2 separate regions of the Homo sapiens genome follow, and region 2 is linked to region 1. The links are chromatin contacts, found by Hi-C or POLR2A ChIA-PET in ENCODE. All regions are on one chromosome and are shown on one strand. The core of a region is the stretch at or near the end of the contact, and the rest is flanking DNA. Distances in the headings are between cores, read along the strand shown.

Region 1 (4,907 bases), core at 1,399-3,898:
TTAGCCAAATCAACCCTAGTAATCAATGGGGTGACAGATGTCCCAGACAGATCACACTCACATCCATTTTTTTTTTTTGAGACAGGATGTCACTCTGTCGCCCAGGCAGGAGTGCATGCAGTGGCACAATCTTGACTCACTGCAACCTCCAAATAGGCTTTTCTTAAACGTCACCTTCTTTATGATGTCTTCCCAGTTCTGGTGAAGCACTAATTTTTTTCCCGCTCAAAACTCTCAGAGATCTTGTATGTATAGTTCTTACTGTATTTACACAGTTCTATACCTGTCTAGTGATGGAATTAAATATGTACAAGATGATCTATAAACCGTGAGATATCCTAGGAAGAAACATTATTTAGCAACAAAGATCAGAACTCAAGGTATTATTTTTAATAGGAAAATTAATGTAAGGAGAAAAAACTTGAAATCAATATGTACTTCAATTCAAATTCTGATTAGATGAGAATGAAGATACACTTTCTAAGCAACAAATTACACTTTTTTTTAATTTATTTATTTTTTTGAGAAGGAATTTTTGCTCTGTTGCCCAGGCTGGAGTGCAACGGAGCAATCTCGGCTCACTGCAACCTCCGTCTCCCGGTTTCAAGTGATTCTTCTGCCTCAGCCTCCCAAGTAGCTGGGACTACAGGCGCACACCACCATGACTGGCTGATTTTTGTATTTTTAGTAGAGATGGGGTTTCACCATATTGGCCAGGCTGGTCTCGAACTCTTGACCTCATGATCCACCCACCTCGGCCTCCCAAAGTGCTGAGATTACAGGCGTGAGCCACCATGCCCAGCCCGATCCTGTGATAATTTTCTAATTGTGACTCTGGTTACCCTCCCCTCTAATTCGTACTGCACACTGCCAAACATTTTTTTTTTTCCTGAATAAATATCTGGCATCTCTACCTCACTCAAATCCTCCAAAAAGTTCGTTACTTCCTTGTAAACTAAAGTTAGAATATCTCCGTTTCATGATATGACAATCTGAGTATATGGTCCCCATCTTCATCTACACAGATCTTCTGCTCTAGGTTCTCTCTGTTTTCCACAACACGCCATGCTGATTATATATTTTGAGTCTTGCATTTCTGTTCCATTCCCCATGGTATACACTGTGTCCACCCATCCAAATCCTGTAAGACAAACATTGAGCATTTACCATGCTCCTAGGACAATGGCACCATCTCAAGTCACACCATTTTTTCAAGCTTTTTCCTTCAGTCCGTAAGGGCAATCTCCTCCTTAGTGACTCTCCCCCCAAGTAACATGCTGCTGGAGAGAGAAATGCCTATTTAATCCATCCTTTTAAGTCACACTGAGTTTGGAAATAAGTCAAATGAGTGCCACAGACTAAGGCGAGGGCTGAAGAATGAGAGGTCATGCATTTATTCATCATCTATTTGTTGAGTAATTACCATGCGCCAAACACTATTCTGGGTATGACAGGCAAAGATCCTGTTCTCATGGAATGTGATTCTGTGTGTTGGAAAGACAGAGGTAACCAACTTTGAACATATGAACACAAAATCACTCTACACTGTGAAAAGTGCTTTGAAGAATGTAATACACATCTGTCGTGTTAGCAAATGATCACAAGGGGGCTGTTTTAGGAAGGCCGACAAGAAAGACCTCTTAGATTTAATTGACGAGAACTCAGCCATGTGATAAAACAGTTAAAGCATTAAGAAACCAAAAGTCCTTACATTTTAAGTTTCAACGACTTTCAGGATCACATTTTGAATATGCTTAAGTATTATGAAACTCCCCTAGGAGAAAACACTCCCCAATATGAAACAATAAAGCACAAATAGTGCTTACTGTGAGCTAACCAAAATTGCTGTCTTCACATAAAACGTTTATTGACGGCCAGTTTCACGAGACCCAAATGTGCTCTAAAAGAATACTCCAGTCCAATGACCTCTCCTTCTGTGAGTTTGGGGCTCTCTCGCCTCTTTTGAGAGCTTCATTAAGGACCATCAACCTAAGAGAACACTTTTAAGAGTAGGCAGGGACCAGTCCTACTTTCTGGCCGAGAAAACTGTACAGAAAGTAGACATTCAACTACCTCACGCAGGCTCATGGCTAAAACCAGTTTCACCAAGGGAAGATACAAGGAATTCTTCAGTCTGGGATAAAATGCACCGTCCAAATCTGGGGACACCAAGACAAGATTCCAGGAAAGCCGTGAGAAAGAGATCTAGTCCAGGCAGATTCAGAGTAGTAACTGGCTGAAAGACACTTTGCGTCCCTAAACTAATTCCTCGTCTGCAAACAGATACAACAATGACTCCTGCCTCTCAAAATGTGTGAAGCTCTAACGAGATAGCCGTAAAAGAACTTTAAGAGGCGCACGGAGCGGGATAGGCTCAAGTTACTTAAACTATACTTGTGTTAGGAGGAGCGCAAGTGGGAGACTCGCGAACATTACCTTGACTAGCCACACTCCTGTGTTCTGTTTGGCGCCGGTCAAGTCGAGTTCCCCGCGCTCGGCCATGGGTCTGCAGCCGGTGGAGGCGTGCGGGATGCAGCAGCGACCCCAGGAGCCGCAGGGCTGAGGAGCGGGCGTCCGGAACAAAGGACAAGCCGCGCTGAGAGGCGAAGAGCCGGCGTTCCTTACCTGCCAGAACACTGGGAACCGAGGAAAAGAGGAACACGCCGCCAGGAGCCGGGACTGCGCCTGCGCACTGCTACGTCAGTACGGCGCGCTGTTGCAGACAAACTTTCTGTTTCGGAAATTTCTTGAGTGGGCGTGGCTGTCCGCGATGTCTGCATCTGAGGGATTAAAACGTAGGGTGGGATGAGCTAAAACGTTAGCAATGTATTTAAAGACATGGTCAGCATAACTGAAGAAAAAGATTATCAGAACGGAAAAATGGGGTTCAAAGAGACGAAAGGTGTCAGAACATGTCCAACCCTAGCCAAGGAGAGAGAGACAATATTTGAAGGACAGGGTCAGGGTAGTAAATTGGCGTCCCTGGCCAACGTCATTAGCACAAATGGGCACTGGGATCAAACTTAGTAGCCTTGGGTATATTGAAAACATGCCGTTTCTAGACCTGGAAAAAAAAAAGCCGTGTTTCAGCTCAGAGGCTACCCGAGCTGTTCTGATGAAGCAAGCGGAGCACCTCAGTTTCCAAAACCCGGAAGTCTGTAACGAAACGAACAAGTAAGAGACAAACCTGATCGTTTCCTCCCCTGCTTAAACAGTTTTCTCTTTCTCTTATTGCCTCTAGAATAAAGTTCAATCCTCCTGCTTCAACTGGGCCCTCTCAATTTCATCTCTTTGCACCTCCCACCATCACTCCGCCATGCACCAAACCACATCAAACCCAGCAGACTTCCCTAAACACGTCAGAATCTTCGTCGGTCATTTCAGAGCCTCTGCACACTGGATTCCCTTCCCTTGGAAGCCCTATTTTACCCCTGCCCTCACTCTCACCCCTGTGCTCTGGTTGGCAAACTCCTACTTATGGTTCAAGACCAATGAAAATGTCACTTCCTATGAGATCTTTTATCAACTTCCCCAGAAGAAATTAGTTTTTCTTCACATCACAGTGTGATACTTAGCACTCTGAACTATAATATATATGTTTACATATCTGCCTTTGCTTTCCAGACAATGAACTCCTCCTAGGCGGAAAGAGCTTTATTGAGGTATAATTGACAAATAAAAAATAGTGCTTTATTCATTTTATATCCACAATGTCTAGCACAGTGTTTAACACATTGTCAGGTTTCAGTAGGCTTTGGGTGAAAGAACATTCGCTGAAGAGAAACAAACAGTAAGGTATTGTTAAGAATGGCAAGTAATTTATTGAATCACACATCAGAGCCTTGCACAAAATTGAGGAAATTTTATGTGTGTTCAGCATAGGGCCAGGAAAAGCTGTCAGAACTCTGCTTTTAGCTAGGAAAACTAATAGGAAAGATGGGAGAGACCAGGAGTGTGTTGAAGATGAAAGTTTCAGGCTAGGCTCAGTGGCTCAACCCTGTAACCCTAACTTTGGGAGACTGAGGTGGGAGGATTGTGTCTGCCCAGGAGTTCAAGGCTACAGTAAGTCATGATCGTGCCATGCACTCCAGCCTGGGTGACAGAGCAAGGTCCTGTCTCTAAAAAATAAATACTAAAAACAAAATTTTTTTGGCCAGGCGCAGTGGCTCACACCTGTAATCCCAACACTTTGGGAGACCGAGATGGGAAGATCACTTGAGGCTAGGAGTTCGAGACCAGCCTGGTCAACATAGGAAGAACCCTATCTCTAAAAAAAAAAGAAAAACAAAAAAAAATTTTTTTAAGCAGAAAATGAAGGTTTCTTCTTGTGCAACAACTTGGAAAAGGGCCTTTTTAAAACATATAAAGAGTAAGCAGATTAAGGGAACTGCTCTAAACTTTAATCAAGGAGAAGGAATAAATTGAAATATGAGACCATGGGAGAAGAGAAGCAAAGTCTAGAGCACCCCAGGAATGGACTTTAAAGATTGGAACCCTGGCTTTGGTCTCTGGGTCATGGGAGGCCTTAAAATGTGTACGTGGTGTGGGTATGTGTGTATGTGTGTGTACACAGAGATTGAGAGAGAAAAAAAATGGCTGATGAAAGGGCTAGCGAAGAACGGAAAAGTGGAGATTTTAAAATGATACATAGAAGAAAGAAAAAAACAACGTATTGAGCACCTCTTCCTCGTACGCTGTTGAACAAAGAGCAAGCTTCTCCTGTCTGTCCTTTTCAAACCCCTTCTAGCTTGAAGAGGGATGTTTACAGAACCCTGATAGAAAAGGAGGGCATGGCCCCTATGAACCAAATTCACAGATTTACTGTGGAGACCCTTAAGGTGGATAGATACTACAGGCAGATCCCTCACCTTCCTAAGGACTCATTATATGCCAGATCCTCAGCTAGT
Region 2 (4,907 bases), core at 909-3,408, 1.1 Mb before region 1:
GGGTGTGGGTGCCTGCCGTGGATGCTAGGGTAGAAGACGACTCTATTAACTGGGTGGCTGTAAGCAGTACCCAGGTCAATGCCTTTCATCTTCTACAACCTCGACGTTGCCTGGAATCCTAAATCTTTTTCTTCACTTAACAAACATCACCTCTGCTCAAATCTGCAACTGCTTTGATATCACACTGCCTTTTTCACCCCTCTATTATAGATGGCATTTATTTACTTACATGTTTTTTCCCCACTAGACTATACTCCTTGAGAACAGCGATTGTGTCTTATTTATTTCTGAATCACCAATTCAGACAGGCATGCAAACACTTGCTGAACCAATGCACAAATATATTTTGCTCTTCTTCATAGATTCCTCCGGCCTCAGATGACCAGGCACCACTAGATACAGAACACTGTGCTTTCCTTCTCCAAGGTAAAGGAATAAATATCTGTTCCCCTTCATGAAGTGTTACTGTTGGGCCTTTATGCCATCCTGAAGCCACCAGGATGTGGAACCAGATCAGGGAGGTCCACAGTTACAACCCCTTGTATCTGTAACACCAGCAGGACATTATCTACAGAGTCCTGCTGCAGGGCCCCGAATGAAGACAGCATTTTGCTGCTTTGTAGCGTGAGCAGTGCTGTAACAGTGATGCATGGATGTTCCTCTGGTGTCCTGAAAGAATGTAGGTGCTTCTTGAAAGCTCTCTGCAACTTATTAATTGGGAGTGATTATGCGATGGAGAAAACAGAGTCCCATCACCCCCTCAGTCTTCCCTGGGAAATCACAAGAGGGCTGATAGCTCTCTGTGAGGTGAACCGTTTCTAGAATCCCCACCGTCTCGTCCTGTTCTTCCGCCCACCCAGTTCCTCAAGATAGCCCCTGTGGGCTTCTGATGAAGTCACCACACCACTGGCTAATGAAGTAGATAAACCAGAACAGTTTGGTTTAACATTTAAGGTCAGAAACAGGAACTTTCTAGAGGAGAAATCAAAAAAGCAAAAGAAGTATAAGGGCAGCCCTCCAACCAGTCAGAATACCGTGACCACCTGAGAGGCCCGTGGCCCAGCGGACACGGACGCATGTCAACTCTGGAGCAGATATCTTCAGCGCAGCATCTGACCTGGGAGTACAGCCACATACCCTCATTCCTAAACGGCAGATTGACTACTGGAGTCACACACAGTCTCCGGGCAATGTGGAGACATGTCTAATATTTAGTCAACATAACTCAGGGTGCCACAGTCTTCACAACTGTTGTGAGCACTTGAGGATGCTCCATTTGAAGATAGGAATTTGCCCTCAAGCATCTGGGGTTTGGGTACAGAACAGAGCTTCCCCTGCCACCACCTGCTAATTTTATAAAATGTGCATTCAAAAAAAAATCCTGCCTGTAAGAAGGAATTAAGCTACCCATTTAAATATAACAGCTGCCTGTGCAATCTACTGCTGCTCTTTATAGGAAACGCTTAAATAATTGAGATACTTAATTGGGTTAAAGAGATCCCTAGCACATAGATGTTCTATAAATAAAAGAATGAGTAAATAATCTAGTAACCTTCCTTTTCATGTCCTTCACTTAAAGAGATCGTTCTGTTTTGTTTGCACCAATAAGATCACTGTTAGAGGACTCCAGAGAGGTTTGATTTCAGGTGGGGTGGGGCTTTCCCAAGGAAGTCCCTTTTCATTTGTTTCAGGTGTACTGCCACCTTTTTCCCTGGCTCTTTCACTAAAAATGAAAAATTTGTTGATCTTTGCTGTAAGTAGGTAGGCATCTGGGCTTTGCTTTTGCAACTAGAGTCAAAGAAGTCAAGTTATCAGGCTGATCTTGCCTTGCTATCTAGAATCAGAAAGGTTTAAGTAGCCCAGGGACTACTCAAAGACAGCTGGAGGAGAAAGGGAGAGAGAAAAATGCTTATAAAGAGGTGGGCAAAAGAGCGGGACCTTGTCTCAAAAAAAAAAAAAAAAAAGAGGAAGTGGTAGGAGGTGTCTGAATTTCACTGTGACCTGTTCTGTCAGGTGATTTTTGGTGGGGCGGGGACATGAAAAAAAAGTTAAAATGTCCTTATAAAGACAAAATCTTTTTCTTTCCTGGCTGATGATTTGTCATTCTAGTCACTTCCTGCCTTGTGACCACACACCCAGGCTTGACAAAGCTGTTCTGCAGATCAGAAAGAAGGGGTTCCTGGTCATACACCAGTACTACCAAGGACAGCTTTTTTCCTGCAAGGTAAATGTTCTTCATGTGTTTTTGTTGGTTTTAAGCGCTTGTGATGCACTTCGGCACTGTTTCTGTGGATTGTGGGTTTTGCCTTCAGGGGACCAGAGATCTGAGCATGTCACCTGAGACCTCTGTGATTCCTGCCACTGTCTAACTGGCCAGGACATCTGCCGCCACCTCGCGTGGCCATCCAAGATGGAGCACCTCGGCTCTCTGGGCTGGGTTCTTCTCAACTTATCTGCAGTTATCACCCCTGCCCAAAATTAAGGTTTCTTTTTCCTTTTAAAACCAAACCATGTTCTGGTTTATTTCTATTGCTCTATTTCACGGAGGCTATTTACTGTGATTTTATCTTCTTTAAAATGTTTTCAGGAAAAGCGCGTATTGATAATTTAGATTGTATGGCTTATTGGCCCAATGGGGGTAGTTTAATTTTAGTTCCTGCGGTTCTGTTTTTCTAAAAAACTTCTTTACAGTACTTTAGTGGATAAATTATCTAGAGTCATATGTTACTGAATGTGATACTGGTTATTTGAGTGATTTTTGGCGCCAAGGGTTTTTAATGGGTGTGCTTTATAACCACATGGAATTAGAGGTTTTCTCTTTTCCATTTGTTCTCTAAAAATAAAAGCAATTTGTATAATGCTTAATTGTAGTGTTTTTGTAGGATTGTCTGAATTATTTGTTATGCTTATGACCATATCAATGAATATTCACTCAAATTCTGGGAGAAAGGCTTTTATCTACAATAGAAATTTTTACACAGTTGATATGGGATATTTATTTCAGAAACTGCCCAAACATAGACACTTTGGATTTTGTAGTATAAGCTTTTACTTAATTACCACTATCACATAACACTAAGAACCATTGACAAATGATAACTATAAAAGCCATTCAGACTGGAAATGCGAACATTAATCAGGATGTTTATCAAAACCGAACTTTTCTTTTACACAGCAACTTGTTTTCTAAAATTACTCTGTCAGAACTATCAGTAAGCAAATAAAGGTGGCTTATCCACACACATCTTGATTTTGAATTTACATACATTTGTCATAAGTTTGGTTTCTATTAAGTATAATTGTTTAAAGAATGTCTGTGTAGACAAATTTGAATAGAATTAATCATTTACCTATAAATGTGAATTTCTGGAAACTGCAAAATGTGACCACCAATGTTACTTTGCACATCTCACCTGAATAGTTTCAAACAAGCAAAAATGTGAAACTGAGATAAGAGGGACTTGAACCCCGTAAAAGAACAGACTAAAAATATGTTGTGTCTTATTTTAAGTAAAACTATTAATGAGAATAAAATAAATTCGAATGTGAAGGAATGTCAGTATTTTTCTTATATTTACGAAGGAATAAAAAAGAACTATGCGAAAGTTAATTCAAAATATAAAGGTCCCCTGTTTAAAGTTAAGTTTACATTGCTAAAGCATCAACCCCATATGTTACAAAGATATTCCTCTTCATTCTAGCTCACCCCCAGGAACATCAGGGGAAAAATCTTCTAGGTCTTGCCCTTTGAACAAGCACTGCTGTGGTGGGATGGAGTTGTGCCTAGGAGGACATTTCCTTAGCAATCCCAGAGACCCTTTTCTTTGTAGCATTTAAATTTTTGTCTCTTTTGTAAATTATGCCTTGAAACAATTGGTAATTTGGGAAACAATTTCAGTGCTTTAACTTCATTTATAATTCTATCTCTGAACCCTTTGGGGAAGGGAAGACCAACAAGTAAAGTCTCATTTACTTGTTGTTAAAGTACCATTTAACTTGGAGAGGACAGGAAATTAATAATAGCACTCAATAATTATGAGCACGTAGTGTAAGCAGCTACTCTTTATGCATTACCTCGTTTAATCCTCTCAGCTACCTTTAGAGATAAGGAATGGGCTAGATAATTGAAGGAACCGGCCATAGGTCACTGGGCAGTTGGGGTGGGGGGCAGTAGATGGCCAGGATTTCAGGCTCCTACTGACTGTGTGTGTTACAGATCCTCCCTTCCAGGCCAGCATATTTTTCTCAGAGGTAGGTGATTATAGACTTTTATTACTGAAGCTAGCTAACAAGATCTTGGCACTCACAGTTTTAAGAGAGAATAAAAGAGAGAGAGCAAGAGAAAGAAGAGAGAGAGAGAGAGAAGAAAAACTTTGTAATAAATTTACAAACATTTTTATTTTTATAAATAAGAGATACCATTGCAGGTTTTATATAATAATGGGCTGAAGAACTATTTTTAAATTAATGCATAATTTTACTAAAGAATTGTGTGCCTTTACAAACTTGCCTCGACCCACTTCCCCAATCTTATTTCTTGTCACTTCCTTCTGTTCAACCTCCCACTACCCCATCCCCTCCCCCGCCACTGCTAACCCACATTTTGGTGCACCAGACCACAAGCCACCAGAAAGTTCCATTCTCTTTCACCTTTTTTCACTGCAACTGTTTCTTTAATTGCATTCTTCTTTATTTTTAAAACTTCTGATCATTTTTCAAGGCGGACTTCAAGAAACATACCCTTTTGGAGGCCTTCCCATCTTCTCCCTGCCCCCACTAAATGTTTCTTTGGTGTGCATTTGCTCAATGCTTTGATCTTGGAGTAAGTATAACATTAATCACATTGTCTTAGTTTCAAGTACTTATTTGCTGACAGACCTGAGCTCCTTCTCCATCTTTCCTGGCAC

The links. Hi-C counts contacts between places; a loop is a spot of excess contacts on that map. ChIA-PET counts read pairs that join two places held with the same protein, here RNA polymerase II (POLR2A). Pooled maps may share reads with other maps.
Region 2: a pooled map shows a loop between it and region 1 (6-fold over the local background). The contact joins the promoter of LCP1 here to the promoter of GTF2F2 in region 1. A Hi-C loop is called at or near these places in 4 of 50 pooled maps. POLR2A ChIA-PET finds 5 or more read pairs at or near these places in 2 of 52 experiments (GM12878 and activated B cell).

The regions. Positions count from the first base shown.
Region 1 is chr13:45,118,251-45,123,157 of GRCh38, reverse strand. GTF2F2 (general transcription factor IIF subunit 2) reads right to left here and starts at 2,648. Exons shown (of 8, transcript NM_004128.3): 1 at 2,437-2,648. The coding sequence starts at 2,502. It also overlaps the pseudogene RN7SKP4. RefSeq lists enhancers at 1,733-2,374, 2,485-2,614, 2,375-3,018.
Region 2 is chr13:46,179,428-46,184,334 of GRCh38, reverse strand. It overlaps LCP1 (lymphocyte cytosolic protein 1), which reads left to right and starts at 2,158. Exons shown (of 16, transcript NM_002298.5): 1 at 2,158-2,224. RefSeq lists an enhancer at 2,066-2,495.